Regions from separate parts of the Mus musculus genome. Here region 1 is linked to region 2. Evidence: chromatin loops called from intact Hi-C (ENCODE). Cell type or tissue: heart. All regions are shown on one strand. Links, peaks and the distances in the headings refer to the core of each region. The heading gives the core; the rest is flanking DNA.

The links. A loop is a pair of places that touch in the nucleus more often than their neighbours do. Peaks named below come from ENCODE experiments on the same cell type or tissue, not always from the same donor. Only the 100,000 strongest peaks of a DNase experiment are listed, where the experiment ranks them.
Region 1: a loop joins it to region 2, with 1.8 times the contacts of the local background. A loop is called at or near these places in 1 of 42 quality-filtered maps.

Annotation. Positions count from the first base shown.
Region 1 is chr7:145,160,888-145,163,696 of GRCm38, reverse strand. No RefSeq gene overlaps it. Among named protein-coding and RNA genes, the nearest start is that of Gm45181, 4.7 kb to the left of the region's middle. In heart, for the core only: no CTCF peak of the experiment used is centred there; no DNase peak of the experiment used is centred there.
Region 2 is chr7:145,215,246-145,218,054 of GRCm38, reverse strand. It overlaps a transcript of Tpcn2 not described here. Among named protein-coding and RNA genes, the nearest start is that of Smim38, 8.5 kb to the right of the region's middle. In heart, for the core only: a CTCF peak has its summit at 1,257; a DNase peak (open chromatin) is centred at 2,344; H3K27ac peaks cover 2,454 bases.

The DNA.
Region 1 (2,809 bases), core at 193-2,692, 54 kb after region 2:
GGCTAGGCCAGTCATAAACCCTAGTTGTAGTGACTTATCATCATACCCAAAGACTAATGCATCTCTCAGCTTTCATCAGAGAAGCATTTACAGTAGAGACTGATGAGCAAAGACTCCCAGAACCACCTGAGAGATGGCAGCCCTAAGCGGGGCATCTTTATCACACTCCTCCTCCCCAGGTGAGAGGTGTGCTGTCAGCTATTCCAAGTATGGCTGTGAATCACCCTGTGAGGAAATCCACATGCAGCCCCTTGGGAATGGAACCCAGCCTCAGAGTGGCTCCCTGCCCTGGGAATTAGCTGACACTCTGGAGGCAGTTATTAACCACCAGCTCTGTGCCAGCTGAGCACAGCCTGCGGCCTCTGCCTGGATTTCTTTTCCCACCAGGATTGGCTTTCACTCACCTTCCCAGGATCATCTCTCCGCAGGGTGCCTATCCAGGGCCCTGGAAGGCTGGGCTTCTCCAGCCTGGCTCTGCCTTCATTAGAGCTCACTAGCTCAAGCAGAGCCTGCATGAGCCCAGGCATTCCTGCAAGTGGGAGGCTTGTGCCTCTGCAGCCTGGGGGTGGTTGTGGCATTACCCAGTAGCTGGGGGGAGTTCCTACCCAGCCATCACTCTCTGGAACTTCCTGGGCCCTGAAATCGGTACTTCTTTAGTGACTGAGTACGTGGACCCTGGTCTGGGCTTAGCTTCTCCCATCTCTCTGGGTGACTCATTCATCAACTGAGAACTATTGGAAATTGCCTTCCTTGCCAGGTGTGGTATGACACACCTGTAATCTCATCACTTGGGAGGTAGAGGTAGGGGGTTAAAATAAAGGCCATCCCCCAACTACATAGCAAGTTCAAGGTTGGCCTGGGCTACATGAGATGCTGTCCCAGAAAACATAACCTCCCAGCCAACCCCTCTTCCCCTGGAGTCAGGGGAACATTATGTAGAAGTTGCTGAGCAGGGTCTCAGTATTTTCTGGTTTTTAATTTTTTTTATTTATTTACTTGGCCATCTGAGTTGTTTCCAGAATTGGAATATTATTAATAAGATATTCAGAGAAGTCCCAGGTGGTTGGTGGTCATCGTCTCCTAGTCCAGGGAAGGCCGGTTAGCCTTAATTCAATATAACTCTTTGGAAATGCATTATGTGGTTGGATGTCTGACAGTTTCTTTCGTTTCCTTGCTAACTAAAATTCTATGCCACAGTGTACTGGTCAGTCCCCTGTGGAAGGATGCCAGGACCTGATGATTAGAGACAAACTTGTGAGAAGTTTGTAAGGGCCATTGGTCTATGAGTGTCCTCCCTCCTCTCTCCTCTCCCCTACCCCCCTCCCCTGTGCTGCCTTTGGTTTGGGACCAGAATGACACAGAATACCTATAATGTACAGGTAGATAGCTCCTTCTTTTGTTTTCTGGCAGAGATTCTGTAGACTATTGTGCTAACACTTCTGTAAACGTTGGTGAAAATTCTCCAGTGAAATATTGGCACCTGGAGATTTTGAGTGGGAGCAGTTATTAACTTGTGGATTTCATTTCCCTAATAAAGTTTCCAATCTATCCAAGTTGTGCTTTAAAAAAAAAAAAAAGAAAGAAAGAAAGAAAGAAAAAAAAAGCTGTATCAAGATCACACAAGGTGCCAGAGCATTGGGTTAGCTTGGTGCTTGGTTTAGTAGTTTGGTGCTGCAGTGTCTGTAGTGCCAACTCCTGTCTGGTTCTTGGTATTTGCAACAACTTATCTTTTTTCCAGGTTTCTTCACCTGTTGTTACTCATTGCCAGCTTCCTTGCTCTTTCCATCCACTCTGCATCACTTCAGTGATGTTTCATTGACATGTGCCAGGCTGGGGATTTCCTTATTGTATCCAGTGTGAAGTGTGATTAGCTTCTCACACATGTATGTTTCTGTCTTGCTACAGGCTTCCTGGAGGAGCTAGGATGGAGAAGTTGCTTCAGGTGCTGCTCTCCTTGGCATGGGCTTGCTGTGTATTTGTTACTTGAGTGTTCTTTGCCTTGCCCTAAATCATGTGTGAGCTCCTCGGAGTCTGAGATCATGCCCACTTTGTTCACTGCTACGGTCTGAGAGTTTATGCTGTTCAAAGAGTTGGAGTTCAGTAAATAAGCAAATAGGTCGTCCAGACCCATGCTAACTGCAGAGCAGCAGGCTGTGGGAAGACAGGGACACTGAGAGGAGAAGATGCCTCGAAGGGTTGTTCTTTATAACACTGAGTTATGGTTATGGTGCAGGTGGTAATAGCATGGAAAATGGCCTTTCTGCATGGCTGTGGAGAGGACTAAGGTGTCTGTTACCATGGCCTGGTGGGGTTGTGGACTATGGAAGGGTTAGGGCAATCTGTCACAGCAGGGACCCTCATATGGACCCATGGTGCCACCACCTTATCTTCCCAGGGTCAGTTAGGATGCCTTCTACCCCACACTGCCTTAACCTAACCAAGCTAGCCATTCTTTTCCTTGTTCCTATTAAGTTCGGGGGAAGGTCTCTGCTAATAAAAGTTTTTAAATGACCTCTTTGTCATCTTTTATGTTAATTCCTTTTATCAGACCAACAACAGTCTCAGGCTGCAGCCTACCTGCCCCTGTGCTGCCCTGGGCCAGGAGCACCTTCCTTGATGTTGATCAGTTTCTCTCCAGTTCCTGGGGCACTTGGGCAGAAAAGCCCACCTTCCCAACCTTGATTCAGATTTCTGCTCCCAGAACTCTATGAGAATTATTCTCACTGTGACCTACCCTAGACTTATGGCTGCCTGCTGTGACAGCCCTTGGATGTGAATACAGCCTTTTTGGGGATAAGCCTGCCTCCCA
Region 2 (2,809 bases), core at 255-2,754:
TGTCCTCAGTCAAAGGACCTCAGCGGTATGCATGTGTTGAGAGGGTGTGGGCGAGAGGTAAGCCTGAGTCAGAGCCTCAGTTCTGATGGGAGCTCTATAGAAGAAGCTCTTGTCTATATTCTCAGCACTTGGTCATTGATGTAGGAGGGTTGTCATGGGCTACAGAGTGAGCTTGGGCTAGCCTGGGCTTCAGAGCAAGACCCAGTGTAAGCAAACAAAAAACCAAAACAAATATTCTCGGTTTTTGCTCCTGCTCTACTGTCTCCTGGCCAAGTGATCTAGAGGAGTCACACCTTTGTCAGCCTCTTCCATATCTGTTAGATATGTCAACTCTGGTTTCTGCTTTAGAGACTGCCATGAGGATCTGGGGGAGAAATGCCCCTTGTTCCTGTGTCCCTTAGAATGTAGCTCCGAGCAGGGCTTTGGGGAGGGAATGGTCAGGGACTTAGAGTTCCTTGTCTCTGCCTGTCACCCATTATCTCTGTCTCCATATAGCTATCTCCATCAGCCCTTGCTGACTGTAGCATCATAGCACCAGCCCCAGAGAGGGGGCAGGGACATTGTAAAAGAAAACAAAAAACAACCCCCCTGGCTGTTCGTGTCTTCTGTAGTTTTCTATTGATGTCTCAAAAGAGCTGAGCCCTCCCTGCACCAGTGTGGTGGGTCTGAGTGGCTGTCACCCTCCAGGACTCCTTCATTTGAAGGTCCACCTCTTTTGGTTTTTGTCCTCAGGGTCTGCTCAGCACTTCAGTCGTCCTAAGCAGACTGCCAGGGGGGCTGTTCCTACTCTGACACCCAGAGGTCTTTCCCTGCAGGTCTGTCTGTCTTTGTTGCTTCTGACAGGCCACTGTGGGGAGCCAGCAACCATCAGGGCTCGGGGCTGTCCCGTGTAGATGTGTGTGGCTGGAAAGGTTCCCAAGCAGGGACATTTCTATGGGTCACAGGGTCTCTGCATAGATCACTTGTCTTGCCATCCTAGGGCCACACAGGTGGGGGCTGCCACATGTTTCCAGGAACACATGCAACCCTGCTGAGGAAGGCACCCAGGCATTTCTCCTAGAGCTTCCTGTGTGTCGTCCACACACAGCCACCAGCAAAGGGTGGGTACAGACATGATGGTGACCCTCCATTCAGGAGGAGGAAACTAAGGCCCAACAGCAGGGAGGTTAGTGGGTGGGTGGGGTAGTGGGTGGGTGGAGTTGCTGGGGAAGGGAGCTGCTTTCCTCCCTGCTGGAGCCCCACATTTCTGCCTCTAGATGGGGCCTGTGGTCCCTAGGACAGTCCACATTTCCAGAAAGCTCTGAGCTCTTGTTTTTCTGTATGGCAGATCTGTCAGGCAGAATCAGTGTGGAGTATGAGGGCTCTTCAGCAGGAGTGGAGGTACTCCATGACCCCCTAAGTGTCATCTGCAGTCCTTCTTGCAAGTACTTGGGCTTCTCCAGTGGGGGAGCAGCACCCCTCTTTGGGGCCCCTGCAGACCCCAGGCCTCTCTCTCTGGCTTTCCCTGCTTCGAGTTCCCCACAGAGAACTGTGGAGCCCCAGCCTGTTCCTCACCAGTGGGCCTGGAGGGATCCCTAGGAGAGGCGTTTGACTTTGTGGGCAGGTTTAGGTTTTCTTGGTGACCATAGCCTAGAGGAGTCTGGGAACATTCTGAGGACAGGTCAGTAAGAGCTCTGGCCTTTCCGTCCCTCTCTGTGAGCAAAGTCCCCAATTTTTCTTTTTGTCCTAAACACAGGCGAAAGGGGAAGTGTCCCTGGAGACAACCTTAGGAGCTTGGGAGGAGATACAGAAATAGTCCAGGCTGGACATCTTGACACCTCAGACTTGCTAGGTGACACTGGGTGACAGGATTTTCTGGGCCTCAACTTCCTCTTCCATAGCAGCAAGGGCAAGACTGGCCAGGGACATGACCTTGAGGCTACAGCTCACCACTTAGCCCAAGTTCAAAGACTGGACAGGGCTCTTTCTGACCCCTATCCTCAAGTCAGTGCAAGGGTGTGGCTTTGGGGTATAGAAATTCCAAGCAATAGTTATCATAAAGGAAAGGTGACATTTAGGATTTGTTTTCTCCGTTTGATGCTATTTTATACAGATTTCAGTGGCTCAGCTGCTATTAACCCAGGGCAGCTTGTTGCCAGAGCCCCTTCACTCTGCCTCTTTGCTTCCAAACTCTGCCCCCACAGCATGGCCTGTGTTCTGTCCCTGTGGCTTTACCTGTTCTATAACATTCTATCACTATCTGCGGCAGTATCCTTGTGCTTGGCTCTTGTCACTGTCCACCAATTGTTGGCTGGCTATGCCTGCAGCCTGGGTGCCTGTGGCTTGCCTATTGCTCAATATCACATGAGCCCCATGGCTGGTGCCAGGCTGTCAGAATAGGAATAGACCGGAACTTGATTTCTTATCTTCTCGTTGTGTCCAGATGAGTAGCTGTGAGCATGGCATCATAGACATTCATGCCCCGTCTGTGTGGCTGTGGCTGTGGTTTCTGTCTCATTCATTCTGGTATTGGTCACATTTTTTTCAGACAAAATGCCTGATACAAGGAGCTTCAGAGAGAAGGGCTTTGTTTCAGTGTACGGCTGAGGCTCCCTGGCCCTCCTGCCTGCTTGACACCTTCCCATCAAAGGTTCATCACCTTTCCTGTCTCCTTTCTCATGTTCCCAGAAGAGGATAAAAGGGAGCCTCAGAGAGTGACCATCGACAATATCTAATCTAATAAGGCTGCTCAAAGTGCTGGGTGCATGTGTCATACCTCCAGGAGCACTTAGGATGCTTAAGAATTCTTGTGTGTGGTGGACGGTACACT